2 separate regions of the Mus musculus genome follow, and region 2 is linked to region 1. A link is a loop called in an ENCODE intact Hi-C map of the cell type or tissue named here. Cell type or tissue: left cerebral cortex. All regions are shown on one strand. Each heading gives the region's core, and the rest is flanking DNA. Links, peaks and the distances in the headings are about the cores only.

Evidence for each region. A loop is a pair of places that touch in the nucleus more often than their neighbours do. Peaks named below come from ENCODE experiments on the same cell type or tissue, not always from the same donor. Only the 100,000 strongest peaks of a DNase experiment are listed, where the experiment ranks them.
Region 2: it touches region 1 in a loop (2.7-fold over the local background); 5 of 42 quality-filtered maps call a loop at or near these places.

What each region holds. Positions count from the first base shown.
Region 1 is chr19:10,194,186-10,202,640 of GRCm38, forward strand. Fads1 (fatty acid desaturase 1) reads left to right here. Exons shown (of 12, transcript NM_146094.2): 10 at 133-212; 11 at 304-429; 12 at 686-2,689. The coding sequence ends at 737. Fen1 (flap structure specific endonuclease 1) reads right to left here. Exons shown (of 3, transcript NM_007999.6): 3 at 4,947-6,912. The coding sequence starts at 6,893. The coding sequence ends at 5,751. Among named protein-coding and RNA genes, the nearest start is that of Tmem258, 5.8 kb to the right of the region's middle. In left cerebral cortex, for the core only: a CTCF peak has its summit at 4,806 (motif pointing left); a DNase peak (open chromatin) is centred at 4,797.
Region 2 is chr19:10,054,740-10,063,194 of GRCm38, forward strand. Fads3 (fatty acid desaturase 3) reads left to right here. Exons shown (of 12, transcript NM_021890.3): 7 at 368-444; 8 at 858-955; 9 at 1,252-1,348; 10 at 1,478-1,557; 11 at 1,686-1,811; 12 at 3,146-4,932. The coding sequence ends at 3,197. It overlaps Fads2 (fatty acid desaturase 2), which reads right to left. Exons shown (of 12, transcript NM_019699.2): 12 at 8,026-8,455. Among named protein-coding and RNA genes, the nearest start is that of Gm29917, 11 kb to the left of the region's middle. In left cerebral cortex, for the core only: CTCF peaks have their summits at 1,276 and 5,302; a DNase peak (open chromatin) is centred at 5,246; H3K27ac peaks cover 366 bases.

The sequences.
Region 1 (8,455 bases), core at 410-8,409:
AAACCTTGTTATCTTGAGACTTCTCCCACTGAGGGGGTGACCAGAGATAGGGGAATAGTTCCACACAGCCTCCCCAGGGAAGACCCAGCACTCTGACATGGAGACCTGCCCTCCCTCTACTTTCTCCCCCAGCTGCAGGCAACCTGCAACGTTCACCAATCAGCCTTCAACAACTGGTTCAGTGGCCACCTAAATTTCCAGATTGAACACCAGTGAGTAGAGAGACCTAGGAAACAGGGGTGGTGCAAAGGCGGGGAATGGATAGGGAAGCAGAAGCCACTGACTACTCTGCTGTCCCCAAAGCCTCTTCCCCACCATGCCGCGGCACAACTACCACAAGGTGGCACCCCTAGTACAATCCCTGTGCGCCAAGTACGGCATCAAGTATGAGTCCAAGCCCCTGCTCACAGCCTTCGCGGACATTGTTTAGTGAGTATGAGCCTGGGAAGCTGGCAGTGAGGAGGAAAGCCACGGTGATGGGCATGCGGCCTGCGGTGGGGTGGGGAGTCACAGGAAAGATTCCTGGTCATCAGCAATGGCACCGCCAGGCCAATGGCACGGTGTGTTGGTCCATGACCAGCCCGACTTCCTCTAAGCAAGTGGGTAAAGCCTCTGAGGGGAAGGGGACCTATCTGCAGGTGAGTGGCTCAGCCTCCCTCACTATCTGCTCCTATTGTCCCTATAGCTCCCTGAAGGAGTCAGGGCAACTCTGGTTGGACGCTTACCTTCACCAATAGCAGCAGCAGACCTCCATATGGAGGAGGAAGAGGACACCTGGAGCCAAAGCAGGAGTTGGAGGGACAATGCCACTATGAATCTAATGTTTAAAAGGTTAGGGAACATGGATATTCGTACTCACATCTGCGCCCCTCCCCCTTGCCTTCTGGGTACCAAACTTGAGGGAGGGGAGAGCTGTTGAAGCAGGAATTCAAAACTGTTATTTCTTCTACTTTGGCAGGGGAGGGGGACAAATGGTGGTACCTACAGAGCTCTGCATGAAGTAGGGACCCCACACTAGATAACCCCTCTTGTAAAGTATGAGCCCATCTCACTGGGCTATCTGACTCTCCACCCTCCTTGTTAGTCTCTGAGGAACAGTGCAACTCCTTCGAACATGATTTAGAAAGAGGGCATTCATGCATAGAATTCTGAGGCCTGGCACAACTCCCTGCCCAGGAGCACAGCTTGCTGCTGAGGGCTGGGTGTGACCGTGTCTGCCTCTGGCTGCTGGGAGAAGCTGTTTTTCAGTTTCAGAAGCAGGCAGGACAAAGGCCAGGACTGTGGTTTGGGAGGCATTTGGCCCTGGAAGGTCCTGGCACACGCAATTCTTGGGTCTCATTCCATCCAGGTTCCAGAGAGAACATTAGATCTTAGCTCTTGACAAAACGGATGGCAGATACTGGCCTTTGAAACTCTGTTGATTCATCTCTTCTAATCGGTCCCCAAGGAGAAAGAACATAAACAAAGAGTGAGGTCTTCCCTCCCACTGAACACTATTCCCATAGTTTCCTTTTGCTCCCCAGCCTGTAATTCTAAGTTCAACAAAACAGTTGTCAACAAAAGTGACTGAGGCTTCCACCAGAGTGCCAGGGCTCTGTGCAGACTCAGAATCCCTGTTCCCTATGTCACGTTCCAGCATTGTATAGCACAGTTCCATGTCACAAACAGGAAGGTTAGAAACACTAAGGTCTGTGAACATCACTGCTGCAGCGAGGCAGCTCCTCTGTCTACTCGTTCAAGTGTCTTACTCTACTGGATGCTGGATAGAAATTTAGGGTAACTTCTGACAAAGTGTGCCGGTCTAACAATAAAATAGGGTTTTGTAATCTTCTGGTTGGTAAAAGATATGTTCCGGAGAATATAGGAACATGCCCGGAGAGACCTAACCTGTATGTCCACTTTCATGCTCTTGTTCCCCAAACCCCTGGGCATTGTTGTCTGCTCAAGAGATTCTACTGGAAGCATGATGACCCACCTGTCTGGGAAGAGAAAACCTCAAGAAGGCAAAGTGCAGTGCGTGTTTGTGGTCAAGATGAGGGTGTTAAGGGATGTTGGAGTCTGGTGTAGAGACAGGCAGGTTGCAGAAAAGCACAGATCTTTGCCAGTGGTTGGCCCTGATTGAAAACCTGTTTGAAACAGACTGTGTAGGAAAAATCAGGATTAAAGAGTGCTGCCTTTATGGCTCCTTCTTCAGAATAGGTGCAGACCCCTCCCCGTGCCCGTTCCCTGCCACCCGGGGTAAGGAGGTGGCACTACCAGTCTGTCTAACCCACTCACTGGCTTTGACCTTCAACTGCCAGTCTGGGCAAATACCAGTGAGCTCTGTTGTACCAAGACCAGGTCTTCAGAGCATCTGAACCACTGTGGCCTTCTCTTCTCAGCCTTCACTGTGACACGGGGGACATTGAGTGACAAGCCTCAGAATGTTACAGAGGTAAAGTGAGGCATCTCAAATCCACTGACAGATAAGAAAACCGCGTTAGAGGGAAAGTCACCTCTGCTATTGTAGAAAGTGGCAGAATATCCAAACTTAACTCTAGCTTCCATGTCTGTCTTTATTACCTTCATCTTCCTACTTCCTGTCCCACCGGCATCTCACTTAATTGAGCCTAATGTCAGTATCTGTGTGTGCCAATGCTGTTACCACATCCTGGTGAAGCTAAAAAATAAAATTTAATTTGGACCAAAAGAATGTTGTTATTCATTTGAAATCCGCGCTGCTTGTCTGCACATGCCTACCCGATGCCCTGGTGCAGAGAAGGGGAGCTGCCTCAGCTGGTAAGGCACTTCCTATCCAAGCTGGTAAGGCACTTCCTATCCAAGTTCCGATCCCCAGGACCCATGTAAATGCCAGGGGTGGAGCTCTATAACCCAGCATTAGCAGAGGTGCATCCTTGGAGCTTGCTGGCCAACCACCTTCGGCAAATTGGTAGGCTTCAGGTTCAGTAAAAACTCAGGTGGCGTGATTAAGGGTTAAAGCAGACAGTTGCTGACCCTCTGGCCTTTTTGACATTCAAACATGCAGGAACATGTACCCACATAAATATACACAAGATCCCTGCTACTACTGCTAGGTCCCTTCCTACCTGTGAGCTCAGCTCCCTTGGGAACATGACTCACTGCCAGTTCCCTTGTATAACCTGGGCAGGACTGTGACTCCCATGTAAGGGTGGTCTGACAAGGCCAGGTTCATCCCAGTGCCCATCTGTAGAGACACTGTACTGCTGCGGTACTCCTGCCGGATCTCATAGATCTCACAGTTCAGTCTTCAACTTTCCATCTTGAATTATTTCTCCCTTCGTACCTATTTGGAATTTCAGCATGGTTTTAGCTATAAGTCTCTTTGCCAACACTGTCTCGATCAGACTGCAGAGCCATGCCTCTTAACTGCAACGCCTCTTAACTATTGAACTTCAGCTGAGTGAAACAGCAGAACATTCACAGGGCCAAGCACAAATCAGCACAATTAGAAAGGGCTACGAAGTTCAAATTTAAAAGCAAGCCAGACCTCTAAATGCTTGCCGACCACGGGATACAAGCCCCTAAAGGCCACTGCGCTCAGGCAGTGCAGCCTTGGCACTCAGCTCATTGCCACTGCACATTTAGAATCAAATTATGGAATGGTGGGGGGGGGGGGGGACAACTCAAATTTAATCTGGTAAAGTCAGTTCCACTCATCAACTGCGAGAGCAGAGAACAAAATAAGTGCTCTGCTCTCAGGATAAAACAGTGTCTACATTCACCCAAGACTTCTTTGGGAAACAGTATGAATTCAAGGCGGAATTTCTGGTCTGAGTTCCAGACCGGCCAGGGATACATAGTGAGACCCTGAGTGTATGTATGTGTGTGTTGGAGGCACAGCAGCTGGGGGTGCGAGGACAGATGACCAGGAAGGAAATTAAAAATCATTGTGCAAAGGCATGGCAGGTAAAAGATCCCTGAAAGCTGCCCTTTGACCTCCACACGCTCACCTGCCCCCACCGTATAGTGGAATTTAAAGGACTTGAAGGCCCATGCTATTAGTCTTCTACTCAAGCTGTTGTCAAGGCCTTTTCAAGTTAATTATGTGCTGTTAATAGCACAATTGTGAGATCAGAGCTCACAGGCTGGCTCCCCCACTAAGCTTTACTAGTTATAATGGCTTATCAACTTGACCATGTCTGGAAGCAACCAGAACCCGAGCAGCTGGCCCAGTCTGTGTGGAGGTAGAAAACTCACCCTAACTCTGGGCTACCCCTTCTAGTGGCAGCCCACACAAAAGGACATGGAGACTTTTGCTTCTTGCCCAGGCATCCTCTTGCTGAGACATCCCTTCTCTGGTATTAGAACCTACTTCTTCATGTAGATTGAAGATCAGTTGAGACATCCCTTGTGGACTAAACTACTGAATTCTTGACTTTCTTGTTGGATACCAATTGTTAGGCTATCGGGACCACACCCTGTAAGCCACTTTAGTGAATTTCCTTTTAACATATACATAGCTCATTCTCTGTTGTTCTCTGGGAAAACCTAAATGTATTAGTACTCAAAAACTTTCATTCTTCCCGGACACCTGAAATCTCAGTAAGAACAAGGCTTCTTTTATTTACCTACTTGTTTTATAGGTTTGTGGAGACAGGATTTGTGTAGCCCTGGCTGGATGTTATAAGATAGTTTATCTAAACTACAAGACTGTTCCAGGGGACTCCTTTATCTCACAGATGGTGGAACGTGTGAAATCCAGTCAAGCTATGCAAACTCCTAAGTACAAAAGGCTGGTGCCACCACAGCTGCTGTGGCCACCTTACATGGGCACAGCGCCACCTTGTGGTCAGTCCTAAACTAACCACTTGTTACCAGGGCAATCCCAGCCAGGCTGTAGGGGATTTTAGAGGGGGAAAGGAAACCATTATATTTATTCTACAGGAAACTAAGGCACTCAGGGTGTTTTCAAACATTCAGACACATTCTGGTCACTTTTATAATTTTATTGTTTTTTTTTTCTCTTCACATCTTTTAAAATAGAAATAGCCTATGAACAACAGTTTCTTCTCCCAAAACCTCAATTCAATTGATTGCCTCAGAAAGGCTGTCAGAACATCACTTGGAGGCACAGGTCAGTGGCACACTTAATGCCTTTGCCCTGGGGTCAATCCCCAACACTGGAGAGGGGAGAGACAAAAACAAAAAACTACAAATCAAAACTTAAACACTGCCATCTCACTCCCTGCACAACTACTGGACTCAGCAGGCAGCAAGTTCAAATTTCTGCCCACAAAAATCAGCTGGTCAGTACTAAATCTGTTGTCAGCCAGACTTCTCTCTGCTCGTCTCTTTGCAGTTCTTCCATCAGCGAATCCCAGGCTGATGGGCATCTTTCAGGGCACAGTGAAATTAGAAGGAGCAGTAGTCAGTCAGGTTCTAGTCACCTCTCCTCCACCAGCTGGCCAGCTGGGAAACTATCTCCAGCCTCGCTCCCGGCTTTATCTTCTTCTTCCTTAAGACATTGCTCGCAGTTGCACAGAACAATGACTACAGTGTCCATTAACCTGAGAAGTGGTTTGAGCCTGACATCTTTCCTGAGCTAAAAATGAGAAAAAGCAGAGCTACGGCCTTCCTGCCACAGGGTCAAGAGAGGGAAAGCTCTGAAGGGCAGCGCTGGGAAGCAATGAACTCTCCTCAAGACGAGGGACAAGAGGGATGTGCTGCAGCCGAGGGTACAAAACAGATAGACAGCCTGGGGTCAAGGACAGTGGAGGGGAAGGACAGGTTTATTTTCCCCTTCGGAACTTCCCCGCTCCCCCAGTCTTTGCTTTCTTCTTAGCAGGCCCCTTGGGTTCTGGCTCCTTGCGCTTAGCTGAGGAGAGTGAGCCTGTCACCTTGAAGAAATCATCGAGGCGTCCCTGGGTGCTGCCCTGGCGGCTCTTACTCAGCCGCTTGACCCCACTGCGAATTCGCTCTTCAGAAAACTGCTTTTCACCACACATAAATTTGACCAACTCTTCTTCATTTGGCTCGCTCCACTTCAGCTCCACAGACTCTGGGTCCAGTACTTCTGGCTCCAGGAAGAGCTGCTGGGCTTCCTTGTGGAGCCAGTTCTCTGGAACGGGGTACTTGCTGGGGTCCAGCCGCCTCACGATCTCCTCGATGCTCTTATGTTTCTGGATGAGATCCACAGCCCGCTTGGGCCCAATGCCACGGATGCTCTCGCAGTAGTCGCTACCCAGCAGGATGCACAGATCCACAAACTGCTCCTGGTTCAGACCCAGCTCCTGCAGGACGCGGCTCAGATGGAACTCTTGGATGGGCAGCTTCTTGGCCTCACTGGCAGTTAAGTGTCGCATTAGCACGGGGCTGCCAAAAGTGAGGCAGTCCATGTCCTCCGTGGCCGCAGCATAGACTTTGCCAGCCTTTGCCAGGGCAGCACAGCTGGCCTCTGCCTCGCTGGGTGCATCAAGGTAAGGGATGCCCATGAGGCTCAGCAGGTGTTTGCACTCATCATTGTGTTGCTTGGTGACCTTCACGAGCCTCTTGGTGAACTTCTCCACCTCCTCCTCCATCCCAGCCTCCTGAGCCTGCTGCAGTTGCTTCTCAGCCTCGGCGCGCCTCTCACTGCGCTTGGCCAGCTCGCCTGACTTCAGCTGTGGTGGTTTGCCATCAAAGACGTACACAGGCTTGATGCCATTCTCCATCATGCGGATGGTACGGTAGAACATGCCCATCAGGTGGCTGGTGGTCTCACCCTCCTCGTTCTGCAGCACATCCCCACCCTGACGAACAGCAATCAGGAACTGGTAGATGCTCATGGAGGCATCGATGGCCACTTTGCGACCAAAGTAGCTCTTGATGTCATTCTCACGGATGGCACTGGGGGCCACATCAGCAATTAGTTTGGCAAGGCCGTGAATTCCCATGGTAGCACAGGAGCAATGGCTAAAACAAAGAAAGAAGAGTAAGAGGAGGAACTTGGAGGATACAAAAGGAACAAAAGTTTTAAGTGGCAACATTCACCAGTCTCATGGTTCATCAAACTTAACATGAGACACAGCAGGACTCCAAGCCAGCAGAGCAGAAGAGGCAAAGGTGAACAAGATCCACCATTCTCAAGCAGGCCTCCTGACAATCAGAAGCTGTTCTGGGCGCTTCAAGGAATGAGATCTGGGATGTTCTTTTGTTTTTGTTTTTTTTTTTGGTTTTCCGAGACAGGGTTTCTTTGTGTAGCCCTGGCTGTCCTGAAACTCACTCTGTAGACCAGGCTGGCCTTGAATTCAGAAATCCGCCTGCCTCTGCCTCCTGAGTGCTGGGATTAAAGGCGTGCGCCACCACACCTGGCATGGGATGTTCTTGAATAACTTAAGGGCTCTGAATAACGCAATGGCACCATCTGTCACAGAGTGACTTCAACTTTAACCTGCATTAAGGATCACAGAAGACAGAGTGCTTGGCTCAGCTTGAAGGGCCCTGAGATCATCAAGGCAGACGTGAACCCTCAGGAGCAGGTAAGTACCAGCTATGCGAATATGACTATGTCTGATTTATTGCTTCTCCACAGATGTCTAACCGATGCAGCAGACCTGAGGGGTACACCTCTGCATAAGGACAGGTGGCCACCTCACTGCTGCTACTCTTCCCTTCCCATCTCCCTTAGCACTTGAGGGTGTTTTTATCAGGATGCCAGAGGAGTTTTAAGTCCTCCTCTTTGTACTCTCTTCCCCCCTAAGTCTGAACGCCATGACTTCCCACAGATCCTGAACTGAGGGCTGGCATGCTGGATTCACACAGTCCAATACTGCATGCACTTCTGTAGTACTTCCATCAAATCACTCCTAGGGAAGCATTTTCAAAACTACCCTCACAATTTTTGGCTCCTCCAATTGAAACATTAATTTTCCTTTTATCTAATTATTTTTCTTTAAATGGACTTTCAAGAAAAAAAAATTGGGGGTTAGGGGGCAAAAAACCTAGTTGTGAGTGATGGTGCATGCCTTTAATCCCAGCACCTGGAAGGCACAGTCAAGTGGATCTCTGAGTTCCAGGCCAGCCTAGTCTACATAGTAAGTCCCAGGCCAGCCAGAGTTACATAGTTGAGACCCTGTCTCAAAAACAAACAGAAAATTAAGTTGGGAAAGAGAATCCATTTTAAACAAAAATATCTGCATTGTGTCAGTCAAGTCATATTAATGTGTTAAATGTACAATAAAAGGATTTTCTAATATGCAATTTATTAAGGTTATCTTGCTCGCCCAATGTTAGTGTGTCCACACCATAAGAAAGTCCTGTCAAGGGCTGGTGAGATGGCTCAGTGGGTAAGAGCACCCGACTGCTCTTCCGAAGGTCCAGAGTTCAAATCCCAGCAACCACATGGTGGCTCACAACCATCTGTAACGAGATCTGATTCCCTCTTCTGGAGTGTCTGAAGACAGCTACAATGTACTTACATATAATAAATAAATAAATCTTAAAAAAAAAAAAAAAA
Region 2 (8,455 bases), core at 341-8,340, 140 kb before region 1:
GCTCTCAGCCACCTGCTGCTCTGGTTGTCCTCTTTCCCACCCTCCCTAGAGTCCCTCTGCCCTCAAGTCAGGGTTGTCCGGAGTCCTAGAGTATTTTGTAATTGCCTCTGCAAACAGGGACAGGGTAGGCTCAAGGGCAGGAATGTGTAAGGCTGGTTCCTTACCTACACAAGGGACAAGGGAGGTGGGAGATGGCCAAGAGCCAGGCAGCAAGGGACTGAATATGAATAGGGCCTTGTGGGAGCTGTGAGCTCAGCTCAGTGTGAGGTGAGCACTTATAACCTATGGGTGTTCCTCCTCTTCTCCACCCACACCACTTGGGTAACCCATCCCTGTTCCCCCATGCCCTTGTGTTCCCTTCTTGCAGTTGGCCCTCCGCTGCTCACCTTGGTGAACTTTGAAGTTGAAAATCTGGCGTACATGCTGGTGTGCATGCAGTGGACGGTGAGTAGGTACTGCTCAGGACCCCAGGCATGTAGCTTTCTGGGAGAGTGCTTCAGGCGAGAGCACTCTCCATCCCTGAGGGTGAATGAGTGTATGTGTGTGCATTGATGTGATTTGTATGCACTGTGGAAGAGCCCTCCTGGCCCCCCCTGGGTAGAATCACTGGATTGACTGACAAGCATCTGTGTCCCAGGCACAGGCTACCCTAATGCACCCTTCAAGGTCACTGCCACGGTCAGTCCTACCTGGTGATAAGGTGTGGACCCCTGTTCTTTTACTCAGCCATAGTAGCAGAAGCCCATTGAGGGGCAGAACCCTGAAGCAAATGAGTTGAATGAGCCCAGCCCTTCCTCCTGCCTCCCAGGTCCCCAGCCCATGGAGGCTACTCAACACTGCCTCTATCCTCCTCGCAGGACTTGCTGTGGGCTGCCAGTTTCTACTCCCGCTTTTTCTTGTCCTACTCTCCCTTCTATGGTGCCACTGGGACACTGCTCCTCTTTGTTGCTGTCAGGTATGCCCAGACTCAGAGTGACGGGGAGTTGGGAGGTCTCACACAGGTGGCAGGGGACCTCGACCACAGCCCTCCTTGTTCAGTCTGTTGTCCCTCTGCAGGATGGGTGGCAGCACCACCTCTTCAGGTGCCTGCTGTACATAATCAAACACTAGCAGAGCGGCCAGACCCTGGGGCTGGCAGGTCTGAGGAAACAAGCTCGGCTTGGCCGCGGCTCTGTGGGTGACCCTCTTGAGAAAGGTTGGCATGGGCTTAGCCTAACTAAGGACGCTGTAGTACTGAAGCCTTCCTCACAGGGTGCTGGAGAGCCACTGGTTCGTGTGGATCACGCAGATGAACCACATCCCCAAGGAGATTGGCCATGAAAAGCATCGGGACTGGGCAAGCTCTCAGGTAGGAACTGGAGAGCCTGGTGGGAGGATATGCTAGCCGGGGAGGGACCAGGCCCTGCTGAGGCTGCCAGGTGGTGGGGTCAAGGTTCTAAGCCAGCGTCTCTCCCTTGCACCTCTCCTGACCCTGCAGCTGGCAGCCACCTGCAATGTGGAACCTTCGCTCTTCATTGACTGGTTCAGCGGGCACCTCAATTTCCAGATTGAGCACCAGTGAGTGTGGCCTGGAGGGCTTGCTGGGTGAGACCAAAGCCAGGGCTCAGGACTCCCCTCTGAGGGATCCCTGGAAGATGAGGTGAGGCATGGTTCAGCTCCCTACTCAGATCTGCCTGCCTTTCCAGCCTCTTCCCCACGATGCCAAGGCACAACTACCGGAGGGTGGCCCCCCTGGTCAAGGCGTTCTGCGCCAAGCACGGCCTACACTACGAGGTGAAGCCTTTCCTCACCGCTCTGGTGGATATCATCGGGTAAGGCTGTACCTGGGCCCCTCAGGCTGCATGTACTAGTCTCTTCGAAGGCTCCATGCTTACTCCTGTACTGATCTTCTGTACGCCTGCCCTCAGAGGGGGCCCTTCCTAAGAACTGACTTCCTAGAGCTTTCCTGATTAGCCAGTGCTCTCCTTTCCCCACAGCATGGAGGACTTACTCATGCAGTTTTACAAATATGGCAGTGAGTCAGACAGTCTGAGATGTTCCTGTGTCCTGGGAGCTGGAGCCTATGTTCTAGTTGAAACAGAAAGCAAGCACTGTAGGGCTGGGGAGAGGGGTCAGTGGGTAAAGTGCTTTCCTTGTAATTGATGAGGACCTGAGTTCGAATCCCCAGCACCCATGTAAAAATCCAGGAATGGTGGCATGTGCCAGTACTGTCATCCCAGGACCGGAAGGCAGAAATAGGGATTCCTGGGACTTACTGGCCAGTGAGCTTTAGGTTGAGTGAGAGACAAACACACATAAACACACATTGAGTGGGACGAGAAGGAATGTTAGTGGTTAGCCAAGGAGCACATGACAGAGCGTGAGAACCTTTTTAATAACACAATGAGAATGAAAACCTAGTCTGGAGGCAGGAGAGGGGATGCAGAGGGCAGGTAGAGTGTGGTATTGTTTATGGCATAGCAGGTGTAAAGTATGGCAAAGGTGATGTGTAAGCAGAGGCGAGAAGCAGGGAGACAACTGGCCACTGGGTAGAGGGCACCTAGCTGAAGAGTATTCCAGATAGAGGCCCTGGGACAGGAGTGTGCTGATTTGTGGGAGGGCCACTAAGTGGAGGAGAGACCACCTGGCTTTCAAATGTGGCAAAGATGCCCTAAATGGACATGCATTCTGAGCAAGGGTGAAAGCAGAAATGGTAAAGCTAAAGTGCCTGTACTTGTCCGGGCTCAGTTCCCAGAAGTAGCCTTGGAAGTGGGAACAGAGGTTGGATACTCGACCTGCAGACACCTATATAGTGTTCTTTTCCTGGCCTCAGTACTTGTCTTTGGCATCCTGATGGAGCAGCTTCTGTGTCCCACATTTTTGGGTTGCAGAGTCCAACAGGGAGAGGCAACAGGGTGAACGATGGCCAGGCCCACTGAGGCTCACAACTGGACTTGGCCACCTGCCACTCACCTCCTTGTTGCAGTCCAGATTCCACTCTGGTTAATGAGTACCTGGCCTCACACAGCTGCCTGTCCCGAGCAGGGAGGGGGGCGCGCGGGGCGGGGGACTCACAAGAATGTCTTCACTCTAACACTCCTTATGGGACACAGGGGGATACTAATACCTCCCAGTTGAGTCTCTGATCCCCATCCCCACCTCTCAGGTCCCTGAAGAAGTCTGGCGACATCTGGCTGGATGCATACCTCCATCAATGAAGGCAGCACCCTTATGGGTGGTGAAGGGGTAAGGGTCCAGACTCCAGCAGTCACCGAGTCACTGGGCAAGATTGACAGTCATCCTCACCCCCTGCTGGGGCAGCCTGTCTGCCCGCCTGGTCCTGCTGGCTTTCCTCAGTCCTCAGCATTTTCTGGTCAGCAATCCTATGGCCATGGCACATGTCCAACAGGACCAGGGTGGAGGGAACATACTTAAAATGACACGGTGAGCATAGCATGTTTTCCTAGAGCAAGAACTGGAAGGAAAACTTGTTATTTTTATATAAAAAGCAACCCAGACACATGGAGCCAAGTGTTGGACTTTCATGAATTTTGGAGCCAAATCTGCTTCAGACTTGGTGGAAGGGCCATCATTGTGGAGCTGGGATGGAATGTAAGGAGTTCCTCTCCACCCTGGGTGCTCTGGGTCATGGAGGCAACAGCTACTCTACCCCATGGTTTGTTCCTACACTGAGCAGCATCCCGGGGGGAGTTATGTACTCAAGAGCCTATGGTTAAGGATCACATCTGCAGGAGCCTCTGGATTATGGGATGGGAAAGCCTATATATCTATACTGGCTTTCTACAGCCCTCTATGCAGGAGAGCCCAGTAGTGGGAGCTCTGCTACACTGGGTATTGCATAACAGTTGTGCTGAATATGCAGTGACTCAAGTGTGGCCATTCTGTCCCTAAGTCCTTTAAATATAAGGACTATTTCTTGAGCAGGAACTAACCTCTCACTTGGCCTCAGGATCTTCATCTGGACAATGGGTACAGTTGACAGTTGACTGCACTATCAACCTTTGAACAGCTCAAGGCAGAAGTTTTGCTTTATCTTGATTCTCTCCCCAAAGTGTTAAGGATGCTCCCTTCAAGCTAAGCACTGCAATCTGGGAAGGCACCCCTTCCCTAGTGCTTTACATCCAACTCAGTGCTGTAGGCATGCTAGGCAAGTACTCTACTACTGTCCTAAACCCAAGTTTGGTGAGAGAGGAGAGGGGACAGTGGACTCTGTCAGCCCCAGCACCGACACCCCATGGCTCCAAGCTGGGCTACAGATCTTTAAAGAGGTCTCAGAAGCTTTAGGCTGTAGCAATCCCAGCAGAAATGCTAAACTGGGCATCTCCTGTAGGAGCTGAGGCCTCATCACCAGCTGTGGGGACTACCCCACCCTCTCTCCACTCCCTGTGGCCTCCTTGCCTAGGGGAGTACCAGTGAAGCCTCCTGGATAAAGCGAGGGAAGGAGAGGTCCCATCGCGTCTGGGTACCTCCCTTGCTCTGTTCCATTCAGCTCTCCCTTCCCTGGGATTAGGTGGATGGGGCTAAGTCACGTGTCTGCTAGGACTTAAGGCTGCTTGACCTCAAGGAAGGAATTCAAGCTCTTAAATCCAAAGTAAATCCAAAGTGTCGCTTTCAACGCGATGAGAAATAAAAAGGATGCCCTAGAAAGGCTTGCGCCAAAAGGCAGAAATGTATTTAAAAGCTTTATGCGTATGACCCCATGCCTCTGGGCTAAACTGTTTTGTTCTCTGAGACAAGCCCTTTGCTTTCTCTGGACTTTATTTTCTTCCTCAGGTAAGGGCTGAAGATCCCTTGAAAGCTACTTCTAAGCCCTGTTATATATACTTGTAGTCCAAGGTACTTAACAGAAGGATCACAAGTTCAAAGGCAGCCAAGGCGACTTATTAAAATCCTGTTTGAGATGATAATAAATATTTTAAGGGTCTGGGGATGTAACTCAGTAGGAAGTCTTCTAGCATGTGTTCGCCGAGTCAAGCTCTAACACACACACACCACTACTTCTTGCCTCAAAAGCAAATTTCTTATACCCAGAGTGTATCACACCATCTTTCTGTACTTCCGTTCCCTGCAGAAGTCCCCTTTCCTATCCAAACTTTGATGATCCTAGTCCCACATAGATATGGCATTCCCTCAGCATACTGTCTGAAAGCACTTGGTCTCCACTCTGGCAAAGTCAGATTTCTGTTGGTGTCTCTGACGTGCTTAGAGATGTGTCTTGCTCAGAGGAAATCACCCAGCCTGCAGCACCATCCACGGGTATCCACATGACTGACTGCAGCTTGGACTGTGTTTCATGCTGCCCCTAGTGGTAGCCATGGGGAATGTGCTCTTTCCCTCCAAATCCAGAGTTATCCAATAAAATACCCTGCAGAGACCCCTGCCTTTAGGTCTCTTCCTTCTACCCAGAGCCCATTACTGATAGGTCATTTTTGTCCCACCTTCCCCTGTCATCTATGCTATAGCTCCTGGCAGTGGGTCACCTCCACTCACCTGAGTCCGTCTTCCTGTAGAGATCACAGACCACACTTATCAAGAGGACAGGAAAAGGCCATGGTAGTACCTTTGAAAGACCCCACTGTCTCCCTTTCTATTTTCTGTCCAACAGTCCTGAATCCAGAAAGAAAGGTTCCAGAGGGAAGTCACGGCTTGTTTGTCCTTTCGGTCAACCAATAGCTAAGAGACTCCAGTGGCCAGCTCCCACGAACCAGCCTCTGCCTTTGTGGGTGCGGCTGGCGGTGGGGAGATAAAGGCCTTGCGAAAGAACGATGTGTAAACATACTTTGTCCTTAAAACATACTGTGTTCTTAAAGACACCAGTACTTTCCAAGCCCTGTTTCCTGTTACTAGCTCCCTTTAGGCATTATTAGCTCTTGAACCAAATGGTTTGAAGCAAAACCCAATTAAGTGCCTTCCAAGTCCCCACCCCACCCCCACCCCCCCACCCCCAAAAAAAAGAAAGAAAAAAAGAAAAAGGCTTGATTCTGGCAGGAGGCAGTGGAGCCACTGTGAAGTCCTGAGACACTGGGCAATTTTATGTTTCATTTATCTGTGAACCCAGTCTGCCTAGAAATGCGCAGTCCTGTCAGTCAAAAGAACACCAGTGTCCAGATCGTACAGCAAGTCTTTTCCTCCAGCCCATTCGCAGGTCACCAGATGACCTGCTGGGACCCACTGCTGTGTGATCTATCTCACAGCAGCAGCTGTCCTCTGAACAGTACTTTCCAAGCCAGCTGAGCCGCAAGAGGCCCAAGGTATGGTTTCCCAAGTGGCTGTAATCTCCTTCTGTTCCATGACCTTCTTGCCTGAGGCCTTCTCCTCCCTCCCAGTGGCCCCGAGGGCTCCTCCAGCTATACACACAGACAGACACGTACAGAAACCTCTGGGCTTCCAGTTATACACACAGATAGACACGCACAGATGTTCAGGCTGCTCCAACAGCCCCAGAGAAGCCTCTGAGTCTGCTGTCTGGCATAAGCTCATACTACCTCAAAGATAGTAGGGGTTTTGTTTTCAATAGCACCTCATTCCTGATCATCTCTTTCACCTGAACTAACTGCCCCACTGCCTGCCTCTACCCCTGGGGCCAGCCTCCCGTACAATATGACATTTGGTATGATGGGGTAAAGGGGAAGAGATGGCCCAGCCAACTGGTATTCCCCATGTATGCTCTGATTCTTCTGCTGACACTGTGCTGCCTCAGGGTGAGTATCTTCCCCTCTCTGGTGTCAGCTTCTTGGCCTGTGAGATGTTAGGGTTTCATTAGGCTGGGCTTTTAAATATTAGAGAAGTCCATGACTTGTTAGGGGACAGAACCCACCCCACAACTTTGGGGATATTGGCCAATAGCCTCAGTTGAGCACTGTAACAAGAGAGGAGCTATTCATGTAGAGAGCAGGGATGTATGTCTTCTGCTCTGGACCTTAGGTAGCGCTCAAGGCAGAAGCTAGGAGTGTATATGAGAAAACACAAGCTCATGGATGTGAGCCTAAATTTACCTTCACATCTGAGACACCTATCCCTGCCGGGTTCCCTTCAGTCACCCTCCCACTCCCCAGATCTCTGGGTGTCAGCTGCCATAGACCCCACATTCACAGTTGGCAGGGTTTGGCCTGAGGCATTCTGGGTATTGGGGGGCCAGGTCCTGCCCAAGCAGCAAGTGGAAGACAAACATAGGTAAGTTCTGAAGGTGTGTTCAAACAAGTCTGCCATCACCAAAGTCTCCAGGGGGCTTATCAGTCAGGTGAAGCCAAGGCTCTTGGAGACTGACAGAAATCAGCCTTGGAGGCATTCTATCCCATGATTTCTTTTCCTCAAGGAGGAAACTGTGGCAGTGAGTACCCTGGAGATGAGGTGGAGGAAGACTCACGCAGGGCCACTCAGAGGATCAGTGACAATGTCTGCCATCCCAAGCCTTGTACTAGTTACAGTGTGGTCACTGGGAATCACCCCCCACAGACTTCCTACTATCCCTCCATACTTATATGGATAGGTTCTGGTCACCTATGGAGATGAGATCTTTGCTGGAGCACTCCCCAACCTTGCTGGGAGCAGCTACAAGGCCAACAGAAACCTCGGGAGTATTGGCCACCCCATGCCTGATGGCTCTTCTGACACCTCTGGAGTGACATGGCCCTTTGAGCCTGTTCCGAGATGGATGCAGCATGGGTCCAATTGCAAGGTGAATTGGGCAGGTACCTCAGGTGCAGATGACTCTGGCTTCCCAGGCTGGAGGTCAGACCAGGGCGTAGGAACTGTAACCAGGGCTGGAACGATATAGACCTTCCCTAGGCTGTAGAGACTCCACATGGGCACAGCAACACAAAATAAAAGCCTCAGTCTCCAGACCCGTCACCGTCCTCTTAGAGAGAGGACCAGGGAGGGTTCTGTTCACCACTCGCCTTAACAGTCAGGCCCTGCTCTTGTGGGGCAGCACCGCCCTTCCTCCCAGACCCTGCATTACCACACCTGTGACATCAGCATACAGGAACACTAGCCATCCATTGATCTTGCTGAACTACAGGCAAGTGAGAATAAAATTACTTTTTTTTTTTTATTTCCCAAAAAAGTAGAGGCGGGGAACAAGATGATACAAATGACTGCCATCTCCTATGGGTTCTCTGCCTCTGTGGAACAATACCAACTGGTCTCTCTTGGCTCATGGAGTCCTAGAGGGCTTGCCCTGTGCAGGCCCAGCCTTTTCCTCCAGTTTACATATTGGTTGGTTAGTCCAGTTAGACCTCAGAATGACATAGCGTGGGTCCCCTCCTGCTATAGCCGACGTCCCCCCTCCCACCTGCCCTCACATTTCCCTCATGCCCTCAGCCTCCTCTTCCCTCTACACTCCTGCTTGAGCCTCACTGGGTACCCCCAACAGCCCTCCTGAGACCTCACACCCTACCCTGTTTTTCCTGCCTTTCTGATAGCAGCAACCTCAAGCCACAGCGTATACTGTGGC